3 separate regions of the Homo sapiens genome follow, and all the other regions are linked to region 1. A link is a loop called in an ENCODE intact Hi-C map of the cell type or tissue named here. Cell type or tissue: PC-9. All regions are shown on one strand. Links, peaks and the distances in the headings refer to the core of each region. The heading gives the core; the rest is flanking DNA.

Region 1 (8,602 bases), core at 304-8,303:
CCAGCTAATTTCTGTATTTTGTAGTAGAGACGGGGTTTCATCATGTTGGCCAGGCTTGTCTCGAACTGCTGACCCCGTGATCCACCCACCTCAGCCTCCCAAAGTGCTGGGATTACAGGCGTGAACCACCTCGCCTGGCCCAGTGAGCCAGTTTTGTAAAGCTATTCAGAGATTAGCCAGATTTGATTTGATAGGGGATCAAGCTTGTAGGATCTTCAGGAAGGCGGGCTGTGGCCCCTTGATCAGGCTTTTTGCACAGGAGGTGCATGACTATGAACTACCCTCAGTAGAACTCTTTTAAGCCAGTGGCTTGCAATAAATGATGGCAAATCAGCCACCTAGGAAGCCATTTCTAAGCCCAACCCCCTGCCACAGTCTTCCTCTAGATGGCTGCCCTGCCCAGTGGGCTGAGAGTGGGGGGCGGAAGTAGCATTTGCTGGGAAGACTTGCCAGTACATATGTTGCACCCCCTCACTGCAGCTGCAGTGCTATTTCAGGCTGTTGATGGAAGAACCCATGTTCTAATCCCCAGGATGTGGTGGGAAGACCCTAAGTGGTGGTGTTAGTTAAGACCCTAAGTTATATTGTTTTGTTCACTTCCCACTGAGATAGGCTACAATAGTATTAAATACCTATAGGTCAGACATTTTTGGGGTCTGTTGTACTACCTACCAATTAAACAGTTTTTGATCCGCCCACCACGCTCAAAGCTCCAGCCTAGGTGTTGCAAATACAGACGACAGATTTTTGCTCTCAGGAGGCCCTGATTCCAGTCCTCAAACGAGTAAGTGTGAAATTGAGTGCAGCATTAAAGCACAAAAACAATGATTTGAGACGTCTTTTCTATAAAAGAAGTTTATAGCACTCTCATTGAATGCTTAAATAGTGCCACACTGCTAAGTCGTGAGAAGCAAAATGTAACTGCGGTGCCTCAAACAGGATTATTTTGTTTTATTCATTTGGATGCGGACAGCTCTTTATCTAAAATTGCCATTCTGAGGTGGTTTTGCACAATAAATTGGTAATTATGTAGACTGTTTCTTCCAGAGACAGCATCTTGAATCGGGTTTATGAAGCCATGCTATCAACCTAGGTAGAAAATGCTTTGTAGGACATGGGTCCTGCTTATCTAAATTTTACCAGATTTTATTAGCTGTAAATTTATAAGCGGGTCTTGGTGAATAGATAATGAAAAAAATATTGAGTGGGGAGGCTTATTAGACTGACAGCACCTTCAAGACTCATGCAAGTTGGACTGGAAAATCCCACCTGTGGAAGTAAAACACTGATGAGTCCTTAATAAATATGGATGAGACAAGTCAAATATTTGGCCAATTTAGGTGAAACAGAAATAAGTCTAGAACTGGACAATTATTTGTGTAACATACTGGCCCAGACCTTCACTTTGAGAAGCTGGTGTGTAGTTTCAGGAGAGTACCTGGCAGACTAGTGTGTCCATACTTCGATGGAGCTTGAGAGTTTTCCTTGAACACAAAAGTTGTATTTTTGAGTTTATTCTAGTATGATGGTGCCCTACCCTATCTTCCTATTCAGTTCACCCAAAGAGCCTTTAAATTAGTGTTCCCTTGGTCCCATCCCTACAGTCTCTGGTTTTGCTGGTCTGGGAATGGGTCTGGACATCACTGTTGTTTTAAAGTTGAGAGCCTCTCTTCTGTGGTCTTGTTCCTAAAACGCTTTACTACTCACTGTGGTCTGAGGGCCCCCAGCACTGGTGTGTTAGTTTCCTGTGGCTGCCCTAAAAAATTACCACAAACATGGTGTCTTAAAACAACACACATTTGTACAGTTACAGATTCCAGAAGCCTGCAATCAGCTCACTGGACTGCAAGGGCCACCCGCCCTCTCAGAAGCGCCGGGAGAGAACAGGTTTTCTTGCCTTCTTCAGCTGCTAGAGCTGCGTTCTTTGGCTTGCACCCCCTTCCTCTGTCTTCCAAGCCAGCGGGGCAGTCTTTTGCTTCAGTGGCCATGTTGTCTTCTGGCACAGTCACATCTCCCCCTGCCTCCCTCTTAGAAGGACCCTTGTGGTTACATTTAGGGCCCCCACCTGGATAATCCAGGATAATCTCCCTATTTCAATTTTCTTAATCTCATCTGTAAAGACCCTTTTGCCATATAAAGTAACATTCACAGGTTCCAGGTATTAGGACTTGGATATCTTTAGAGGCCATCATACAGCCCACCACAAACAGCTCCTTAGGCACTCATTAGAAATGCAGAACCTCAGGCCCCAACCGATACCTTTTGAATCTTCTGATTCTAATTTAAGAAGATCACCATGTAACTCACTAGCACACTAAGACTTGAGAAGCACGATGCTATGGGAACCTAACCAAAGAATTCTCAAGTCCCAACTTAAATACAAATTTACAGAGTATTTTTCCTAGGAACGCTTTCAGGTGGAGGAGATTAATCAGACGATAGATAATTTTCCTGAACACCATTCTGAAGTGCTTCTCTAAGCATTTGTTCCTGAATTCTCTCTCAATGAAGCCACAAGCCCCAAACACCAGGATTACTGTTTACAGGGGTTCCTGTTTACAGTAGTTTAGCACAGGGTTTGCCACACTGCAGCATATTATTATAGTTTAGTTTTGTAAAAAGCTACATGAGAGAGGTAAATCTTATAAATGGAGGTGGAGTCTCCTAACACCAGTTTTACCACCTCTGTACAGGTTTCCCTGGGCTATGTACTATCGAATCAGGAATCAGGAAGGGCGGCTTTTTCAAATGTTATCTATACTTTTGGCAATTTGTTCAAACGTTCTGCTGGTATGTGAGAGGGAAGGAAAAATTGTTTATTGACCACAGATCCACAATATTATACTTCTCCTATACTTAAGCAATAAGGGACAGCATTTAAAACTCTTTTAAAAATGTTAATCTTGGCTGGGCACAGTGGCTCATGCCTGGATCCCCAGTAATTTGGAACACTGAGGCAGGCAGATTGCTTGAGGCCAGGAGTTCGAGACTAGCTTGGGCAACATGCGAGAGCCCGTCTCTACAAAAAAAAAAAAAAAATACAAAAATTATCCAGGCATGGTGGTGCACACCTGTAGTCCCAGCTGTTGGGGAAAGCTAAGTTGGGAGGATCCCTTGAACCCAGGAGGTTGAGGCTGCAGTAAGCTGTGATTGAGCCACTGAGCTCCAGCCTGGGTGACAGAGCGAGATCCTGTGTCAAAAAATAATTTTGATTTCACGGAAGGAGAAGAGGACTAGTCTTATACCATATCCCAAATGAAATTGAAAATGTCTTCTGGGAATCACAGCAATGACTCAAACTTCTGAATAGTGACTAGGTTTGAGCTGGTAAGGAAGGGATTGTCAAATGCCGTGACAGTCCACAGGAGGGCAGCAGTGCTCCGATTTACAAAGGATTAGTCATACTAGTGTAACCTTTTCTGAGTGAGCCTAGAAATTCTGATGAAAACAGTGTAGTCCAGGAAAAAAAAAAAAAAAATCTGTATGTACAATCACTCAATTTTGAATCATTTCTGGAAGTTATTAGACTCCATGTTAAATCCTACTTAAGTACAAGTATGCAAAATTTAAAAATATGCAGAAAAGCTCATTCTTGGTTAAAATGTTAGCTGAAAGACATTACTAAGTTTTAGAATACCATAGAGTTGACTATTTCCCACAAACCCTAAAATCTACTTGAACACCACAAATTCATATTCCTTCTAATCCCAAGTCCCTTCAGCATTCTTACAGATTTATTGTTAGTTACCTTACAAAGTAACTAACTGTCCCCATGTATTTTATCCCAATTTAAAAAATACATTACAGTCTCAAGGTCACATAAGATTTTCCAAAATGCTCTATTCATAGTCAATATAATTTTCAGGCCGGGTGCGGTGGCTCATGCCTGTAATCCCAGCACTTTGGGAGGCCAAGGTGGGCGGATCACCTGAGGTTGGGAGTTCGAGACCAGCCTGACCAACATGGAGAAACCCCGTCTCTACTAAAAATACAAAATTAGCCAGACGCGGTGGTGCATGCCTGTAATCCCAGCTACTCAGGAGGCTGAGTCAGGAGAATCGCTTGAACCCAGAAGGTGGAAGCTGTGGTGAGCCGAGATAGTGCCATTGCACTCCAGCCTGGGCAACAAGATCGAAACTCCATCTCAAAATATGTGTGTGTGTGTGTGTGTGTGTGTGTGTGTGTGTGTATATATATATATATATATATACACACACACACATATATATATAATTTTCACCTAGTGTTTTATTAAACAGAATGCTTCTGTATTTTTATGTTTATTTGAGACAATGCTTCTGTATTTCTAAACAACAGCTAGCCTTGTTCAGTTAGCCAAACAACAAAACCTTAATTCAAGTCTTCAATGAAATTTTCTGATTTAATAGGCTGAATTAAGAAAGCCATAATTTTCTTCTATAAATATAAGCCTTTAACTTCTATCTTTACAAGTTTATATAGAAAAATTTACTGTGGGGCTTGAGATTTACTAATGCATGGGTTTTCAACCTTAGCTGCACTTTGGAATCATTTAGGACGCTTGGAAATCCCTACACCCAAACCACATCCCAGATCAATTACACTAGAAATCTCTAGGGGTGGGACCCAGGTGTCTGTAAATATCCCCCGGTGATTGCAATGTGCAGCCATGGTTGAGAAACACTGAAGCCTGCTCTGAGAAATTTAGCAATCCGACTTAATTCAAATCTGCAGAGAGAGCAACAATGATTTTTGCAGAAACAACCAAATCCTACTAGTTACATAAATTTTATACTTTGTTAGGACTTGGGTTTTTATTTAGCTCTACATATGCGATCATAGGATGCAGAAGATATATCTTCTACTGGACACGTATATATAGATGCTTAAATGTGGCTATCCCAAGGTTAGGTAATAATAAAGACTATAAGAGCTGGGCAGAAATCAGGCACAGTTTCATGAAGGGTAATATCTGAGCTGGGCCTTGGAAGATGCATAGGATCTCAACAGGACAGTAGGTGTTTCAAGCAACAATGAACTAGGAATACAGCAGAAAGCACAGGGGAAATGGTCAGGCTTGACTGAGAGTAGGTTATTTGAAGAAGTGCAATAGAAAATGCTTGGGGAAGAAAGTTGGGATTTAATTGTAAAAGGTCTTCAAGTATCAGGCTAAGAAATGTGGACTTCATCCAGTAGGTAATGTGATGTCACTGGATATCTGTGCAGTATCTATGTGATGGGTTGGGAGTGGAGAAGCCTGGGGATACTTAAGGGTCTGAGCTAGGAGGGACAGGAGGAATGGCTGTGGGAGTGGAATGGTTAGAAGATGGGCCCAATTAGAAACATACTTCAATTTGAGACAAAACCCACTAGAAATAAACACATCATCATGAAACATCTCCAAATGTACAATTTTATTTTAACAGATTTCAAGAGTCCATTTTTTAAAAAATGAGCAATAAAGAACCTCTATCAGTGAGACTTCTCATTTTATAGCAAATACATTTTTGCAGCTTAAATTTTCTTGAATTCATATACGCTTCTGTCATTTAAACAAACTTCCAGAGAAAACTGGTCTCTATATATTTAAGTAACAAATTTGACAAAATACATATTTATACATATATAGATCTCTAATATAAATATTAAATTTGAAAAAATCAAATGTGAAGCAGAAACTGCTATACAAGTATATTGTATAATATTTATTTTATACATTAAAGTATTTGGTTGAATATACTTCAATTAGGTTTCTAAAAAACACCATTATCTGCTTCTTAGTAATTGCGACATTCTTGAAAAGCATGTGAAACGGGTATAAACTTCAACTCTGTGCTTAATTCAGAATTCCTGTTTGTTCTCCTCAAACTTTTATCTTCCTAAAGCATCTTGCCAGAGACTACAAAGGAAAGGAACATTTACAGAGCACTATAAACATGTCTTTGGACAGTAAAACAGTATTTATTCTTCTACACTCTTGATTTTCCAATCATATCTTCCTCAAGGCAATGTTTCTTTGGCCCAATTTGTGCAACTAAACATAAAATTTCAAAACACAACTTTTAACAGTGTGATATGAAATGCAGTGGCAGTCCCTGCTTTTCGCCTGCTGGCTTCTTTGAAAGAAACTGCTTGGCTAAGGGACTCAGTAGAGGGCTGAGATCTGCCTGAGTATAAAGTGCTACCTGAGCTATATTTACTTCTTCCATCCCTTGGTACAATCAACAGCAAATAGACAAAATGAAGTTACCTTCCTGAGATACATGGCTTACTTTGTACTCTGCCTTTTAGGAGATGAGGTAAGACATATACATAGATGGCTTTTACTAGCCAAGGCAATGTAAATGGACTAAGATTCTCATGTGACTTGAGGTTATCTGATGAATTTATTCTCTTCAAAACCACCTACTTTTAGAGGGCATGTTTAACCCCTCTCTTTATTTAAGGAGGGAGAGAAAAACACATGTAACCAGAATTCAGAGTGGGTTACTCAACCTAAGAGAACATACGGAGTTCTCTTTGGGAAAACAACAAGACTACAGTGTTCACTTCGCACCATGAAGTGGCACTCCTGTTATGGCTGTCAGAGTCCTCTCACTTCTTATGAAAGGATGCATCTGATTCTGAAATTACTGATATATTCGATCAGTTAGGGATGTTTTAAAAAGTGAAAACAAATGCCACACATACACTTTCTAGCTTTCTGAAATCACCGAACACATTACAAAAAATAGAGAATTTACCCTATTAACTTTTAGAGAATTTTCCAATAATATTCTTGGTTAAAGAAGCCAAGTTTGTGCATATTCCCAATTTTCAGTGTTCTTGTTTTTATGCACAAGAGCCAAAGTAGTATACACATATTTTTAAGGGCTTTTTACAATGAACGATATATAAAATACATTCTATAGTTGGTGAAAGAATAATCTTAAGAGTTGGCATTAATCTTTGAACAAAAAAGATTTCAAGCCACTTTCTTTACAAAGAAAATATAATTTCATTGTGAACTATATTTCTCTAATTTTGCCAATTTTATAAAATACAGCATATCCCTGCTTTAATACAACCAGGCATGCTGTGCTGACTGGTCCAATAAATCTAAGTGTTATTTAAGGGAAAGCAGGCAATCTGTTCATACCCAAATTCATACAAGTTTCAAAGAAGCATCAAAGGATGCTACCTACATTCAAGCCACATTGCAATATTAGCTAAGCCACAGTTGCACTCATGAGAGTGAAACTACAGAATAACAACTATTGAAGATTTTAATAGAGTCAAAAGATGAACTGGCAAACCAGGTTGTGGAATCTATTCAGCCTCTCTGCTCTGCTGGAGTGGTTGATTTAGTCTGGTAAGTGGCATATTCAGCTCCACCATCTGCTTTCCTGCAAACCAAGGTATAAAGATCATGTCAAAGATAAATATAATTAAGTACAGAAATTAAATTCCAGAAGCCTATTCAGAAAATGAACAATTAAAAAAATATAGTAATGAGCCACCAACCTGGGAAATAAATTATTCTTTTAAAATAATTTCAAATGTTCAACTGGTCTCACTGTAAAAAAAACCTTCCTTTATCCCTGTCTTATATTTTTGATCCCCTCCAAAACAAGAAATAGAGCAGTAGCACACAAAGTACTTAGTAACTATGTCCTCATTTTGATGTAGGGCCAATGGGAAAGACTGGAGACAAACGCATGCTTTCCTGATCCCTCCATTTTAAAGCTGTAGCTCTGGCACAGAACCTTTAAAAAGATAGTGGTTCTAACTGTTCAAGTATGTGATGCCTCATCTACCCCTCACTGTCAAGAAAATCATGTATTCCACTAAGAGTCTCCTAAATAACTAAAGTTTACGTCACACTTTTAGTATAACAATAGACATCTTTATAAAACCTATTATTCTAGTCTAGTGCTGGCCAAAGACAGATGATGCCAGTCATACATGTAATTTAAAATTTTCCAGAAGCCACTTTTAAAAACATAAAAAGGCAAAAATAATTTTATTTTCTTTAACCGAGTATAACCAAAATATTGAGATGTATTTTACATTTTTTTGGCTTAGTCTTTGAAATCCAGTGTGTGTTTGACACTTGCAGCATACCTGACATTGGACTAGCCACTTTGGAAGTCCTTAGCAGTCACGCATGGCTATTGAACTGGACAGCACAGCTCTGGGCCCTCCCTGCCTTAGTAAATTGACTTTAATAGACAAACGAAAACCAAATTCGGACCAGTCATTATTTACTAGTATGTGTGCCACAGCAAACACATTGCCTTTCCAATGTCACAGCTAAGCATGTTAATTCTGGATACTTTAATAACCCATTTATGCCTAGTGTTCCATTACTGGAACGCTAAGCATGTGGAATTTATCTCCTACTGCTCAAGGTCATCGCCAGGGTCTGACTGCAAAAATTCAAAAAATTGCAACCTCAGGCGTAAACGGGTTGGTTCTTCTTTGCCGGGGAGGCCATCATTATGGTTCTCTACTGCGTCATTACTATACTTATAATATTGCAGTTCCCTAAGGACTGTTGTGATGACAGACTTAATGGTTTGGCCTGTCACTGAATTCTCCAAGACCACTATATTTTTCTTTTCTTTTCTTTATTTTTTTTCCT
Region 2 (8,602 bases), core at 457-8,456, 98 kb after region 1:
TGAACACCTGACCTCAGGTGATCCACCTGCCTCTGCCTCCCAAAGTGCTGGAATTACAGGCATGAGCCACAGTGCCCAGCTGCTTCCAGCTTTTTTTCTGCAGCTTCCTCACCTCTGTCAGCCTTCACAGAATTGAAGAGAGTTAGGGCCTTGCTCAGGATTAGGCTTTAGCTTAAGGAAATATGTCTAGTTTGATCTTGTATCTAGACCACTAAAACTTCTTCCATATCAGCAATAAGGCTGTTTCACCTTCTTATCATTCATGTGTTCACTGGAATAGCACTTTAAGTTTCCTTCAAGTACTTTTGCTTTGCCTTTGCAACTCGCTAGCTGTTTGGCACATGAGGCCTGACTTTTGGCCTGTCTTGGCTTTCAACATATCTTCCTCACTAAGCTTAATCATCTCCAGCTTTTGATTTAAAGTAAGAGATGCATGACTCCTCCCTTCATGTCAACACTTAAAGGCCATTGTAGGGCTATTAATTGGCCTCATTTTAGTATTATTGTGTTCAGGGATTAGGGAGTCCTGAAGAGAGGGAGAGAGAAGGGGAATGTCTTGTCCATGGAGCAGTCAAAGCATGCACATTTATTAAGTTTTCTGTCTTATATGGGTGCAGTTCGTAGGGACTCCAAACAATGAAAATAGTAACATCAAAGATCACTGAAGACAGATCACTATCACAGACATGATAATAATGAAAACCTCTGGGATATTGTGAGAATAACCAAAATGCTACACAGAGACACGAAGTCAACACACACTGTTGGATAAATGATGCCAACTGACATGCTTGTTGCAGCGTTGCCACAAGCCTTCAATTTGTAAAAAGCATAACATCTGTGAAGTACAATAAAATGAGGAAGGCCTGTACTTTTTGATGGCAGCCCTAGCAAGCGATCATGCTGTTATCATTAAGATTTGTTCTCTCACACAGCTGCTACATGCCCTTCCCTTTCTTCCAGCAATGTCTACTCTGGGTTAGGGTTGTTTGTGTGCTTTGACTACTATACTCCTAATTTTTTTTCCTTCCCATCCAGTGAACGGCATACTCTTTATGTGTGCACTGCCCTGGTTTCCAGCAAGGACACAGATTTTTCCCCTAATCTTCTCCTATCTTTGTTCATTTCAATCAGGAGTTAATACCTGTGTTCAAACCTCTCAAGAGCAGGTGGCAACAGCCTAGTTTCCTTCCTGAGATGTGGCTAGAAGGTAGTATTGCTGTGCTGGAACTCTGGAACCAAGAGATGTTGCTGCCAACTCACCCTGTAGTACAAGAATAGTTGATTCTGGATCCAACATGGATGTCTGTGATCACATGCACCATGCCATTCACTGGAACTGGAGGAGTTTCACATGATTTACCTGTGGGAAAGAAAATGTTTTGGAGCCAGGTAGAGTAATCTGAACTCTCTTCAGTACGTAAGGTCTCAACCTGCATGTAGCTTCCTGAAGAAAACACGCAGTTCTGATAGTTCCACAGATTTTGGCACCTTGAGAAAACTCATCAGAGAGCCTCAGGATCAGCCACCTACTAAGCCCCACTTTCAAAAAGACCTTCCCTCCAGATCTATCTAGATCTAGATTTAGATCTGTGTAGAGACCTTGCATCCCTTATCAAAATGTAAAGGTCATTTATGGCATTATTTACTACCAATAAAGTTTTCAAAGGATTTCTTCCCACCTAGTTATTCAAACAGAATTTGTCTTCCTACACAATCTTTATTTCCTGATATAGAGTCATTTATTATTTATTTTCCCATAAGGAATGAAGATTTTCTCTACAAATATTCCTTGAAACATTCTCATGAAGTGAGCATTTCAAGCAATAATCAAAGACGACCTGCAAGAAAAACTCTTACATCCACCTATCTGAACGCTTTTGAAAAAAGGTTTCTCTTATCCCACAATTGAAAAAATTCAATAAGAAGCTTTTGCAGACATGGGAAAGATCCAGTGCAAGTTTACTTACTTTACAACTTTAATGAAGTAGCAAAACATTTGAAGAAGAAAAATAACCGTTTTGAAGGGTTACTCATTCATTTAGTCAATCTTTCTTAATTTAGCACTTATCCTGTGTCAGCCACTCATCAGGATCCTGGGGACACAGTGCTGAGGAAGGGGCCTACGTTCTTGGGAAATATTTCTCAAATGTATATATGTGTGCTAATCATCTTAAATAGGTGAAAACTTTCACTGATTACTTACTGATATTGATCATCAGTCTCAGTGATAACAATAGCCCTGCCACAGTGAATTGAAACATATTCAGGCCATTATAAAAAACTCCAAATGGATTCAGATTGCTTTGCTTTTGAAAATGTCAAGGTCTGTTGATGATTTATTTTCTTTTTTTACTTTCTGGGTCAGGTTTCAAGTTGTTACTCCTTTCTAGCATCTACTGATTTGTTTATAATAGTCTCTTCCTCATTTCTAATTGGCATTTTTCATTAGAACTGGCATTTGGAAGAAGTTATTTTAACTACCAGAGTTATGAAAAATAAGAGAAAGCTTGAGTAGTCCAATCAATGAGCTTTCATGCATGATAGTAGAACAGACATTTGTCATGCTGCCTCAAGGAGCACTGGATTTCTTAGACAGCAAGCATCTCTATATAAGTTATGTTCTTCCAAAATTTTACTCTAAAAAGCACTGTAAGATGTCCAAGTACATTTCTAAGAACATAAACATTTTAGTAAAATTTCATGGTTTTCTAAAGAAACATGTTTTCCAATCATTAGAATCAAGAAATGAAGCAAAGTTCTATCTTCTATTGGGGAAATTATAAATGGGTAGACTAGGAGAAATCAGTAGTCTACTGATTATTGAACATATGAGGCTCATTTTAAAAAAATGACTTATTATTTATGAATCTCTCAGCATAAATTATTTAGGTACATATTTTGAGAATTTATGGAGTCTCAAACTGCTCACCCTGTCTAATGTTACTCCCCACTTTTCCCTCATTCTTCATTGCTTTGATCTATTATCCGTAGCATTTAATTTGCTTATTTTTTTCCTTGTCCTTCTCCCTACCTGAGTAAAAACAACATGGGGACAGGGACTTCACTCATCTTGTTCATTGCTATAACTCCAGTATCTAGATGAACAGAGGCACAAAGTATGTGATCAATAAATAATTGATTAAATAAAGGCATGTTTGATACTTGAGTATTATCAAATATATACACAAATTGTAGACTGACTGCACATTGATTGGAGAACAAAATGAAAAAGAAGGAAGGAGAGAGGGAGAGAAGAAGGGAAAAAAGAACTGAAGGAAGGAAAGAAGAGAAGAAAGAAAAGAAGTAGAGAAAGAAAGCAAATTGTAAAAGCTTCACATTATCTAATCTCTCCTGACCTAGAAGCACACGACCATAGGATTTATCGCAATAGAACATAGAATACAAAATGACAGAGACAGATCAGATAGTTCCAAAGACAGGTGATGTACACATTGATTCACAACCAAACATTACTAAAATAAGAAATTTTCAAATCAATAATTCAGATTAGAAAATTGAAGAACCACATTAGGGGAGGTCATGGGTCAAATACTGAACAGATGAAGGGGAGAGATTGGCCTGAAATGTTACTCCTATTACTTACGTTCACACACTGGAACACTGCTATTCCAAAGGCTTTCCATTCCAGCCAAAACACAGTAACTAGCAGAGCTGCCTTTTAATTGAAATCTAAAGAAGAAAATAGGAGTGAATAGCGAGCTGTTTCAGCCAAGAGGACACTTAGTTCACAATCTAAGGCCCAGCCCCAATTTCAGGATTTTGAGGACCTGAGGCCAGCAGGTGGCAGAGTTGCACAGGCTACGTTATTCTGGAAAAATCACAGCCTCCAGAAGGGAGCAATATAGAGTGGCAAAATGCAGTAGCTTGGTCACATGATAGTCCTGCTTGAATTGAAAAAGGTGGTCACAAAATAGCCACCATCTCCTTGACCCAGGACCCAGGCTTGGAGTTTCACTGATTACTCATTGTCATTATTAGAAACCCAGTCTTCTAATGCAATGCCTTCGTAACTCTGACCCTGGAACAGCAAGTAAAACAGCTCCCAGTTTGGAGTGGTAAAGTGGGAAATAGCTGGCGAGAGAACAGAGATTGTCCTTTCATCTCCACATCTGTGATGGCGTGAAGAAGGCTCAAAAGGGCAATTTGGGCTGCTGAAGAGTAAGCACGAATATTCTAGGGGAAAAAGGAAAGAAGAGAGGACATAATTTTTGTACGCAATTGTTGAAAATTCTCAATGTCTGTTGGGCCCCGATGCCCTCCTAACTCTTACTGGGTGCTGGCTTTTGGAGCCTGCCAAGATTCTGTGTTACATTTTGGGATCAGGTGCTTTGTTGCCCATGCTGGTCAGCTCCCGTGTAGAGATGTGCACCCTGTGAAGAGCACTAGGTGGACATAAACAAGGTAATGACCTTGCTGGAAATATTAACAGCAGCCATCAGAACCCCAGCTCAGAGCCCAGAGCCCATGACTAGCCAGACGATATATGACTGGATTTTTTTAAAATGCTGATTTTTACACTTTCAGTCCTATTACAAATTTCATTACTGATGGTTTAAAGAATTTACTGAAATGATTCTTAAATGATCCTAGCTCTTTAGAATAAGTTTTTTGTTACTTGCAATTTTTTCTGAGACTCTTAAATTACTCATATTCTATTTGCTGTTTTGAAATTCTAAAATTTTGAAAATAGGATTTTTTAAACTTACTGTGTTACCTATATATTAATAACAAGTAATTATACTTGTCTTTGAATTTGCCAGTTAATATATGGCCCAGTGTCCTCTTCATATCTCATGTTATTAGTTCCATATGTGTCTTTCCTTTCTTCCTATATATACTTTCAAAAGTTCATCTCTCTGATTGTGTGTGTGTGTGTGTGTGTCTGTCTGTCTGTCTTTTTTTAAGCCACATCAAATCTCCCCTTTTTGGACTAATTCCTAACCCCAATTTCAATGTCCAGCAGGTCAGGCAAGCTCATACTCACCCTTCATCACAAACAAAATCCACTTTTGCTCCAAGCTGGAGATTAAGTGGAAATAGCACATGGCCATTAGGAAGTTGGCCCAGGAAGTCATCACAGGATTTCACTGGAAAAAAAGAAAAACGAACAGAAATAACTGGCATGTGGAGAATAAAGACGCAAGCTAAAAATACCAAGCCAGATAAGAGTCTAGTCACCTTCACATCTGGGGGCTGCAGGGCTCCAGTCTCCCTGGGGTGTGCAGTGCAAATACGTAGATCCTCTGAGGTCGTAGCCGGGCTCACAGCTGTAGAACACTTCCTGCCCGGGTGAAAAGTTGTCCTTGTCCCTTTGGGTACGCTCAGCATGCAGGACATCTGGAGGTGGCTGACATACTGGGGAGAGAGAAACAAAGTACTGCTAATTGTGTGAAAATAACTTTTCTCTCACTGTTAAACTGGCCAAGGGAATAATAATTACAAATCTATATGTAACAAAAAAGGTAGAATAACAGCCTTATTACATTGATAACAAACTAAATACACAGGGCGAGGAAGATGTCTTGCCATCACTCATAGAACTGACACATTGCACAACTGTGACTAAAACAGAGGTATCCCCAATTCATTGTTTTACATCTAAAGTATGCAACTAAGATTTCACAATGGACAGTTCCTTCTAGAATGCTTCCAATTACTGTTCACCCAGTACAAAATTGGGAGGGATGATGGATTTTTATATCTCCATGCTTCCTTTCTAGAAAGGCATCACCAATTTCGTCTTGCATTTTAGGCCATAAAGGAGTGCCCCTGCCCATGTCTCATCTAATAGGTCCCTCCATCACCTATCACACTGGTGCAACAAACATACATCTATTCTCTTCTCCTTTCAAGTCTTCTCTCAGCGGCCACCTGACATAGGGTGGTAAAGAACTATGGGTCTCCTCCCTTCATGCTATGCAGCAAGGTGCTGCCTAGTCATTCATTTCACTCCAGTGAGAAGGTGGGCAACTGTCGAACAAAATCTAAAAGACCTACTGTCACCATAATGAGAGTGTCTATTTCACACAACATATTGTAAGGGCAGCGCTGGCTCTCTCTTAATATAGTTGATCGGAACTCAGGAAGTCAGAACACATTTAGGTCTCAACTAAATTATATAAAACTGTTATAAAATGGAAAAAATAATTTCAGTTTGTCTTTGAGCAGATCAGTTCCCTTTTCTGGACTTCAGCTTTCTCAAGCATCAAATGGGGGATTGGACTAGAAAAATGACTTCTTTAGGGAGTTTGTAAATACTCTGATGCTGTAATGTCCATTTTCAGGGCTCATCACCCAGTGTTTCCCTTGACTAATCAATGCCTGGTGATGTAATATTGAGGTGCTGTGCTGGTTAAATTTCTGTTGGCCCCTAGCCTCACACTTCTGCACTGTCTTTTGGCTGCTAGCAATGGAAACCTTAAAACTATAATCATTTGTCTTCCTTGATAGCTGGGCTCTGGTTAGGTTCTTCCAGTTGGAGGCATATATACCAAATTAAAAAGCAGGATGATGGCAGAGTCTGTTCTACTTCTAGAGGTGGCTCAGGCAGTGGCAGTATAGATGACTTCAGTGAGCAGCTACAGCTTCAATTCTAGCGATGCCAATGACTTTGGCTCCAGCAATATCAGCTGCATTCTGGCAGCTGTGGTGGCTCCTGCAGCATTAGCAGCTTTCAGGGAGCTGCCTGCTCAGTGGGAGGGGCTGGCCACTTGAGCATCCCTCCAGGCTCCTGTGCTGTGTAGACTGGGAGCCACAGCAGCTCCCTGATCTCTGGTAACTCTGCCTTCGTCCTATTGCTAGGGAGGCTGCCTGATTTTCCTGCCCTTCTAACATCTTTGTGACCTATTAGCTGTGATATGGTTTGTCTCTGTGTCCCCACCCAAATCTCATGTCAAATTGTAATTCCCAGTGTTGGAGGAGGAGCCTAGTGGGAAGTGACTGGATCATGGGGGTGGTTTCTAATGGTTTATCACCATCACCCTAGTGCTGTATTGTGATATAGTTCTCTTGAGATCTGCTTGTTTAAAATGTGTAGCACCTCCCTAGTTGCTGTCTCCTGCCAGCCATATGAAAATATACATGCTTCCTCTTTGCCTTCCACCATGATTGTAAGTTTCCTGAGGAGTCTTCAGTCATTCCTCCTGTATAGCCTGCAGAACTGAGAGTTAATTAAACCTCTTTTCTTTATAAATTACCCAGTCTCAGGTAGTTCTTTATACAATGTGAGAAGAGTCTAATACAGCCTGCATGAAATCCCTCCCTCCTTGAAAGTATCTAGAGTAAGTTTTGATTTCCTGACTGGATGCTGACTAGCAAAGCCAAGTCTCTGGAGTCGGGTGGACTTGCGTTTCAGTCTTCAGTCTGCAAGTTAATATCTTAGAAAGTTATCCGATTTCTCTAAGGCACATTTTCTCTGCAAAACATAGAGGCCAGGCACAGTGGCTCATGCCTATAATCTCAGCACTTTGGGAGGCCCAGGTGGGTGGATTGCTTCAGCTCAGGTGTTCGAGACAAGCCTGGGAAACATGGTGAGATTCGATCTCTATAAAAAAAATATAAAAAATTTAACCAGGTGTGGTAGCATGCACCTGTAGTCCCAGCTGCTTGGGAGGCTCAGGCAGGAGAATTGCTTGAGCCAGGGAGGTGGCGGTTGCAGTAAGCCATGATCTCACCTCTGCAGTCCAACTTGAGTGACAGATCAAGACCCTGTCTCAAGCAAAACAAAACAGACAAACCTAGAAAAACTGGTAACTACCTAATAACTTTGTTTTAAGGATTAAAATTCACATGTAGCCTGTATTATGGTGCCTGGCTGGAAGAATCACTCATTTTCTATCAGCAGTTATTATACTCAAAGGTAATTAATAGATTTGCTTATAAGAACTCCAAAGAAACATCACGTTCCTTGTCCAGGTTTAGCTTTGCTTCTTCATTTCAGCACATCTGCATGTACACACACCTTCTGAATTTCATGTTCACTACCTAGAAAATTTGCTTCTCGACCCTGCTCAGCACAAATCCCTCCCCCTGAACAAATACTAATCTCCTGATCCAACAGCAATGCATGTCACTGGCAGGGCCCTTCTAGGCCTCAGTCAGACTCACCCCTGGAGCAGCTTGGTAACTCTGGCTCCCATTTGTTCAGGGCCTGGCACTTCACATGGGAGGGCCCTTTCATGCCAAAGCCAGGCTGACACCTAAACTCCACAACTTCATTTAAGGAAAATAAGCTTCTGTTGTCAGATACCAATATTCCATTTTCCACATTTGGAGGCGTGCATTTGTTAGGTATAATGCACTGAGGGGCTGGGCCACTCCAGATGCCCACTTGATCATCTTTGCTGGTGCAGTATATGGAGGGCTCACCCACAAGCTCAAACACCTTTTTCCCTCTGCTTCCAAGATTGCAGTGGTAGGTCACCACTGATCCATAGTGAAAATACTCTCTGCTGATGCTAGTGAAATCTCCATTGGCGATGGTGGGGGGTAGCCCACAAATAATTCCTGGGAAAGGAAGAGCACAGTCAATTTAAATAATGAATGACAAAAATCTCACGAGTCACTAAACTGTAACTAT
Region 3 (8,602 bases), core at 496-8,495, 86 kb after region 1:
AATCAGAGCTGAAGTGCCATATAAACTTCATAGCCCAGCATCACCTACAGAAGGCATGAACACAGAACCAGACTTCTCCATGGGCACAAGAGCCATAACCTTCAGGTGTCATCTTTCATTGATGGCTCTCTGACATCCCACTTATTCTCATTAGTGGGTCATGAGGCAGAACAGCTTTTGATTTGGTAAGCAAAGCCAGGAATATCTGTTCTTCTCGCCACTCCAAATGTAACAGGCCAGAAAGAGGCTCACAGAAGCATGCTGAACCATGTGTTCTAAGAAAAAAAGAAGGGTCAGGGGAGGAGTCTTTGCCACCCTGAAATGCTCAACTTACTATTGAGTACTGCTTCCCTTCTGAAATCTAAAATCGTTCTGAAATTGGAAATCATTATTAGGTGGTGGACTTTGTAAATGCCAAAGAATCCTTGGAAATTATTAAAAATAACTCCTTAATTGCTCAATCTAGTTATCCCCCAGACTCATACTGTATCACCAAGAATAATGGATACACATAAGCAACGAATAATACCACTTGACAGTGGTAGAAGCAGGAGGCAGACAAATCACAGGCAGATGGGGCGGATCCCGGTGAAACCCGACCTTCAAGCTGAAGACAGTTTAAAGCCTAGCTACAAGTTCCAGGTAAATCCATGGACTGGCTTGAGAACCTCTCTTCCTGTTGGGTGTGCTTTCCTCTGATTGATCCCCACTCTTCATCTATTTCACATATACCTGCTCTTCCCTAATTGGTTTTTTGCACTGTTGTGCCCACCTTTGAGTGGTGGCTTTGTTTTAGCCTTTTTTGCATACTCACCAACCAATTAACACACACTTCCAATTCTGAGTCCATAAAGGCTCCAGAACCAGCCACACTGAGAGAATGACCCCCTGACTTCATCTGGGGTCCACCCTTGTGTCTCTTCTCTGCTGAGAAGCTGTTTTGTCACTCAATAAAACTCTTCTCCACCCTCCTCACCCTTCTATTGTCAGCATAAGCTTGTTCTTCTTGGATGCGGGACAAGAACTCAGGACCCACCAAACGCAGGTATGAAGAAGGCTGTAATACAGTGGCTCTTTGCCGTCTCCTAGGGGAGGGAAGTTATTCCATGCAACAGGAAGCACCAGCAGGTCCAGTCAGCCCTGGAGATGCAGGCCAAGTCAGCCTTGGAGATGCAGGCCAAGTCAGCCTTGGAGATGCAGGCCTGAGCGGGGCGATGGAACTGACAGAGTTGTTAACACACCGCCATCTGTTGGGCTGCAGGCATTATCAAATGCTAAGAGCTATTACCATGCTGTTACACCCCCTCTGGGCTTCGGGGTCGTGGGGACCCCTGTTTGGGCACCAACACATTCCCTTCAGTGTGACATGCCTGGTCCAGCCACAAGCCTTGCACGGAGCCCGCTCCTGTGCCAGTGCTTGGCGCGGCCAGCTGGAACCCCCACTTGCTCACTCACACACCCCCTCCCAGAGGCTGAGCATGTAGTCGCGGCAGCCATGGGCTCTGCATCAGAGCACAAGCCTGGCACGGCCTGGGTGGGCCAAGTAGATGAGGTGTCTCCTGCATTGATCCTGGGTAGAGCAAGGCCTGGACAGGGATGTTTCTGGCCAGAGGTCACCAGCTGGCAAAGTGGCTGAGAAAAATCTTGCATCAAAACAATTACACTGGCCATTCTTGACATGAAGATATGTAATTGGGTTAAAACATAGTTATTCATACACTATTACAGATTCCATTATTGACTGGTTTTAAGTTTCCTAAAACAACCTTTGCCTTATTATGAGGCAAACAATTTCCATCTCATTCATCTTTTTTTTCTAGCACACATTTTATAAAATTATGTTCTTTTGCCTCCAAATAAATACGTACCCATTCATTTCAAGTTCCAACTGTGTACCCAAGATCAGTGACTGTATTTAGGTTTGTATCTGATATTGAGTTGTATGTGCCATTTTTTCATTGTTTTCTGAAGGCGGTGCCACTTAGTCCCTACCCTTATTTCAAAACTACCCTTCCATAAATTAATCTCTCTGGGTACTTCTTATCTACTAGGTCAGCTCCTTAATTGGATTAACGCTTATTTCAAAACTACCCTTCCATAAATTAATCTCTCTGGGTACTTCTTATCTACTAGGTCAGCTCCTTAATTGGATTAACTCAGTGATTCTCCACACTGAGTCCTTGGTCTCAACACTGGGTCACACTCACCCTTCATCACAAACAAAGGATACCTTAGCCCCAAGCTGGAGATTAAGTGGAAACAGCACACGGCCATGAGGGAGTTGGCCCAGGAAGTCATCACAGGATTTCACGAGAAGAAAAAATAAAACAACAGGAGTAAGACTTCCATGTGAGGGGGAAAGAGAGGCACCTGTACATCTGGGGGCTTCAGGGGTCCAGTCTCCCTGGGGCATGCAGTGCAGAGACGCAGCCCCTCTGAGGTCATAGCTGGGCTCACAGCTGTAGAACACTTCCTGCCCAGGTAAAAAGTTGTCCTGATGGCTTAGGGTATGCTCACCATGCAGGATTTCTGGAGGCGGCTGACACATTGTAGAAAGGACAGTTCCAGAGTACTTGTTAGTTATGGGGGAATTTCTTTTGCTATATCCTATGCCTGCTGAAGGCCTCATAGTTAGTAAAAGGTAGAGAAATAGAACACAATTCTCCCTAGCACATGGCCCAAAATTCACCTGTAAATCTACAGGGCATGAAGTATTTTCTCCTAGCTCTGGATATCCAGTGTGGAGTTATTAGTATTGGTGGATTCTCCATCTACATATTTCCTAGGGAGGTATTTGTACCATCATTATTCAGGTAATGAGACTGTCACCTGAGACCAAGTCTGTTTTACAGATTTCCCCATATTTCTCTGATTGCACACCAATGACTAAAGTACAGTCATACTGTTTGGGGACAGGCATGCCCCTAAATTGGGGCTTACTCTGGAAGGGTTCTTGCCTCACTCAGGACAGAATTCACGGATGAGCCAGTGGTGCTAGACAGCGATCTTTTAGAAAGGCATTGCCCTTTGCAGAGCAGGGCTAACTCACAGGCAATGTGCCCAGAGTCAGCAACATATGAGCTCCTGGCAGGCAACTGTATTTATACTCCTGTAAGCCCGCTTCAATTACATGTAAATTATTTTTGTTTCTTGTTTTTTGTGTTTTTTTTTTTTTGAGGTGATATCTCACTCTGTCATCCAGGCTGGAGCACAGTCGTGTGATCTTAGCTCACTGCAACCTCCGCGTCCCAGGTTCAAGTGATTCTCCTGCCTCAGCCTCATGAGATTTCAGGTGCGAGCCACCTCACTCAGATAATTTTTGTATTTTTAGTAAAGACAGGGTTTCACCATGTTGGCCAGGCTGGTCTTGAACTCCTGACCTCAGGTGATCTGCCCATCTTGGCCTCCCAAAGTGCTGGGATTACAGGCATGGGCCACCATGCCCAGCCAATTACAGGTAAGTTAAGGGGCACATCAATGCAAATTGAGGGGCGTGTTATTTAGAACTTTCCTGGAAAGGGGTGGTAACTTCCAGATCGTTGCCATGGCATTTGTAAACTGTCACAGTGCTGATGGGAATATGAGGGCAGCTAGTGATTGCTTTCATCGCCATCTGCCTGTTGCTGCTGTTTTTTCACTTCATCCTGTCTAGGCCAGATTCTGTTTTGGTCAGCAGGATTGTGACCAGAACACAAGCCCTGCCCATCTCCTGCCTCGGTACATCCGTCTTTATATCCCTTTATCTGTTTGTCTTCCCAGCTCAGTGGTTGCACAAGGCTAACATGGGTTGGTAGAAGAATTGTAAGCTCTTTCTCTGTCCCTATGTATCTGCCATAACACCTCCCACTCCGCTGCTAAGCCAGCTATTGTGGCATCAGTAGACAAGATGAGCCATCAAAAACACAAGCCCTTAAATAAGACAGTGTTGTTTTAAATAATAAATGAGATAATGTATACAAAGTGCTTAGGGCACAGCTGACCATAAAGTCCATATAATTTTTCAATATAATTGAGAGAGATTGCAGCTGGTACTTTGCCCTGACAATTGATTAATAGGTGAGTCCAAAATACCAGTTTTCTTGGCTAATTAAGGTCTTGCTTTTCAAAATGAAGACACATATGCATGAGTGCTTGCACACCCCAGATTCTTAATTTCATGCTTCTTCCCCCAAAACTTACTTTCCCACCCTCCTCAACATACATCCCTCCCCCTAAACAAATACTCATCTCCTGATCCAACAGCAATGCATGTCACTTGCAGGGCCCTTCTAGGCCTCAGGCAAACACACCCCTGGAGCAGCTTGGTAGCTCCGGCTCCCATTTGTTCAGGGCCTGGCATTGCACACGGTGCGGGGGGTCCTTTCATGACAAAGCCAGGCTGACACCTAAACTCCACAACTTCATTTAAGGAAAATAAGCTTCTGTTGTCAGACACCAATATTCCATTTTCCACATTTGGAGGTGTGCATTTGTTAGGTATAATGCACTGAGGGACTGGGCCGCTCCAGACGACCACTTGATCATCTTTGCTGGTGCAGTATATGGAGGGCTCACCCACGAGCTCAAACACCTTTCTCCCTCTGCTTCCAAGATTGCAGTGGTAGGTCACCACTGATCCATAGTGAAAATACTCTCTGTCGGTGCTAATGAAATATCCATTGGTGATGTTGGGGGGTAGCCCACAAGGAATTCCTGGGAAAAGAGACCGCAAGTTCACCAAAACAAAACCTTGGGACAGAGTCTTGCTCTGTCGCCCAGGCTGGAGTGCAGTGGCACGATCATGGCTCACTGCAATCTCAACTTCCCAGGTCAAGCAATCCTCCCCCCTCAACCTCCCGAGTAGCTGGGATTACAGGCACGCACCACCGTATCTGGTTTATTTTTGTATTTCTGGTGGAGTTGGGGTTTGGTCATGTTGGCCATGCTGGTCTTGAACTCCTGGCCTCAAGCAATCCACCTGCCTCTGCCTTCCAAATGCTGAGATTACAGGCGTGAGCCATCGTGCCCGGCATGGTTTCTTAAAATTATACTTTATTGTAAATTATGCTAATAGCTTTTCTGAAATCCCAAATTACCGGAAGTAAATATTCACAATATCATTCTCATCTAATATTTACTAATGTACAGATATATTCTTACAATTTTATAATATTGTGAGTTGTGCTCTTCGTAGTTAACATTACTTTGCTAAATGTGTCCATATATTATTATAGAGCATTTTTTTCCTTTTTTTTTTTTTTTGAGACAGAGTCTCTGTTGCCCAGGCTGGAGTGCAGTATCATGATCTTGGCTCACTGCAACCTTCCTTTCCTGGCCTCAAATGATTCTCCTGCTGCAGCCTCCCAAGTAGCTGGGATTACAGACATGCACGACCATGCTCAGCTAACTTCTGTATTTCTAGTAGAGATGGGGTAGCACCATGTTGGCCAGGCTGGTCTTGAACTCCTGACCTCAAGTGATCCACCTACCTTGGGCCTCCCAATGTACTGGAATTACAGGTGTGAGCCACTGTGCCTGGCCTATAGTACACATTTATATTTCTCCTGCTAAATGAGAATTTAACTATGTTATCTCACCATTATTAATTTAGTTCTCTCTATATAGAAGGCATGTGTCTTTATTCTATTGGATATTAATATAATAAAGCATACAGCATAGCATTTTTTTTGAGACAAGGTCTTGCTCTGCTGCCCAGGCTGGAGTGCAGTGGCACGATCATGGCTCATTGCAGCCTTGACCTCTCTGGCTCAAGCAATCCTCCCACCTCTCAGTCTCCCGAATAGTTGGGACTACAGGCGTGTGCCAGTATGCCCATTTAATTTTTGTATTTTTTGTAGAGACAGGGTTTCACCATGTTGTACAGGCTGGTCTCGACCTCCTGGGCTCAAGCGATCTGCTCACCTAGGACTCCCAAAGTGCTGGGATTACAGGTGTGAGCCACCACACCTGGCCCAGTATAACATCTTTATTAAATAATAAGAACAAAAGCTCTGGCAGAACTAATAAAGACAAAGCAAACACAAATATACAATATTACATATAATAAACATGATACTTACAGATTCAGAAGTAATACAAATAACTGGATACTGATCTACAGCCATACCACCCTGAATGCACCCAATTTCATCTGATCTTGGAAGAACTGAATACTGTGTCCTACTCTACTGTAGGGCAGTGCCCAGCCAGTATATTGCCCTTCTACAAAGTTTGTTCCCACTTATTCTCCCACCAGATGGGTTTGAAATTGCTGATTTCCTCACACCATCACTAAACCCAGGATTATACACATTTTATATTCCTTATTAGCTTGCAATTGCTCATTCCTCTTTGCTCCCCAAAATGTAGAAAGCTCATCTTCCAAACAACTCACAGGGAAGATGGCATGATCCTGTTTAGACAAAGAATAAGAAGGAAGAAAGAGCTGCATGGCTTGAATATCTGATGTGATACTAACAGCTTGCAGAGAGGATATGCGGTTTCTTTCACTGACTTTGTATTTGTTGACTTCACCAAAGAAAATGCTCTTCAAACTGGGAGGTGTTCACCCAACAGAGGATGAAATTGGGGGCTATTTAAATTAGCTCAAGACTAGTTTAAAATAAATTACACCTTAAGATAAGAAAAAAAGCATTTCTAGGTGAAGGTGGAAGTTTGGAATGCTGTGAGCCATTTTAAGGATATGACTGGATTCTTCAAATATCAGAAGGATACCATTTCCAAGAGGGATGAGATTCATTCTTTGTAATTCTAGGAGGACAACTCTAGGGTTAAATGGTGGGGTGAATGGGGAAAGAGATTTCAACTCACGTTGACAAATTGGTGGCTTCATGCTCCAATGGGCAGTATTGCCCGAGAGGATACATTCAGCAGATGAGTGACCAATGAGTCGGTGCCTAAAGGCAAAAAATGGAAAATAATTGTGCTGTACATACCTCATCAACTTCCTGACAGCATGCATATGTGGCAAACCAGAGGGATTACAATATAGGAGAAGTCTAAGGCCTAGCCTAAACTTTACCTATTGTTCCCAGCTTTTCTACTTCTTTTTCTGCTCTCACTATTGAAAAGAGATATTTCTGCTCTAACTTCTCCTGGTCCACTTTACTTCTTAATATCTTGACTTCATTGTGGACTGTACCTGGCACCAAAATAAAACAATCATTTTGTAGACCTGCTTGACAATTTCTTTCTTAAGTTCTGTCTTTTCCCATATTATTTCTGCCATTTTTTGTTTGCGTATTCCCTTAATATGTGTGTGTGTGTGTGTGTGTGTGTGTGTGTGTGTAATACTATGCCATTTAACTTGAGGCATGTTTTTTATAAATACAAGATTTGTTGCTTTTGATCCTGTCTAGTAGACTTGGTTTTTTGACAAGAAGTTTAAACCAAATGGATTGAAATAAATTATATATTTGATTTGCTTTGTTTGTTTGTTTGTTTTTTTAGACGGAGTCTGGCTCTGTCGCTCAGGCTGGAGTGCAATGGTGCAATATCTGCTCACTGCAACCTCTGCCTCCCGAGTTCAAGCAATTCTCCTGACTCATCCTCCTGAGTGGCTGGGATTACAGGCATGCACCAACATGCCCAGCTAATTTTTGTATTTTTAGTAGAGATGGTGTTTCACCACTTTGGCCAGACTGGTCTTGAACTCCTGATCTGAGGTGACCCTCCCACCTCGGCCTCCCAAAGTGCTGGGACTACAGGCGTGAGCCACTGTGCTCGGCCTTGTCATAATTCTTTCACTACCTTTTTCATGATTTCACGATGTCCCATGATGAGGATGAGGAGAAAGCAATGAATAAAATGACCTGACCCAAACATGATGGGGCTTATTTCCGATGACAGAGACAAATGCATTCCTTGCTATTCTTTTTCCTTCCCTCCCCTTACTATATGGAACAGATAGATTCAGCTGTTTTAGTTATTCTAATAATTTGGAAATTAAACTTAATATTTTTTCCAATTAGGAATTTAATTTTATATGTGTGCATGTATATTGTAGATATATACACTTGATACATATATTTAAACCTATTTTCTCAATTTCAGAGTCAAATTCTGTACAGTCAGTCTACTCATCTTTTCTGTAAGTCTAGCCTACCTTTTCCTGCTTTCTCACATTTTCTACTTCTATTGATATATTCTATGACTTCACAGAGATTATTACTAAATTATGATTACATTGCCAGTTTTTGTGTTTATGGTTTTTTGTTGTTGTTGTTTGTTTTTACCACTTTTCTATCTCATTGAGATTTCTTTAGGAATTCATCATTCTCCTTTTTAAAAATTTGCTTATTAATTGCCTGGGAAACATACTTAAATGGTACAATTTTTGTGTCTTTGCTTATTCTTTAATGTGTATCTGGAGCCTCTAGATGTGAATATTAGCTTGGCTCAACAGAAGTGCTATCTTCTACAATTTAGTGTTGTGTAGAATCAATGTGGTGTCAATAAATTTATTTCTTTTGCGGGTATTACATTTTCACATTTTATTTCTGGAATCTGAGTTTTTTTCTCTATCCCTGAAACACAGAAATTTCCCTAGTGATGGCTAGGTATGGGCTTATTTGCTTACCCTTCTGGAATTTTTTTAATACAT

Evidence for each region. Hi-C counts contacts between places; a loop is a spot of excess contacts. Peaks named below come from ENCODE experiments on the same cell type or tissue, not always from the same donor. Only the 100,000 strongest peaks of a DNase experiment are listed, where the experiment ranks them.
Region 2: a loop joins it to region 1, with 5 times the contacts of the local background. A loop is called at or near these places in 16 of 110 quality-filtered maps.
Region 3: a loop joins it to region 1, with 9 times the contacts of the local background. A loop is called at or near these places in 23 of 110 quality-filtered maps.

The regions. Positions count from the first base shown.
Region 1 is chr1:207,792,281-207,800,882 of GRCh38, reverse strand. It overlaps CD46 (CD46 molecule), which reads right to left. Exons shown (of 13, transcript NM_172351.3): 13 at 5,379-7,364. Among named protein-coding and RNA genes, the nearest start is that of MIR29C, 5.4 kb to the left of the region's middle. RefSeq lists enhancers at 1,489-1,618, 1,909-2,048, 2,159-2,258. In PC-9, for the core only: CTCF peaks have their summits at 3,155 and 3,359 (motif pointing right); a DNase peak (open chromatin) is centred at 3,402; H3K27ac peaks cover 403 bases.
Region 2 is chr1:207,694,280-207,702,881 of GRCh38, reverse strand. CR1L (complement C3b/C4b receptor 1 like) reads right to left here. Exons shown (of 12, transcript NM_175710.2): 5 at 8,131-8,529; 6 at 5,203-5,379; 7 at 5,009-5,111; 8 at 3,608-3,693; 9 at 1,264-1,363. Among named protein-coding and RNA genes, the nearest start is that of CR1L, 53 kb to the right of the region's middle. In PC-9, for the core only: CTCF peaks have their summits at 3,629 and 3,828 (motif pointing right); a DNase peak (open chromatin) is centred at 3,801.
Region 3 is chr1:207,706,472-207,715,073 of GRCh38, reverse strand. It overlaps CR1L (complement C3b/C4b receptor 1 like), which reads right to left. Exons shown (of 12, transcript NM_175710.2): 10 at 6,811-6,896. It also overlaps the pseudogene RNA5SP534 and the pseudogene LOC100422434. Among named protein-coding and RNA genes, the nearest start is that of CD46, 41 kb to the left of the region's middle. In PC-9, for the core only: no CTCF peak of the experiment used is centred there; DNase peaks (open chromatin) are centred at 3,603 and 6,883; H3K27ac peaks cover 511 bases.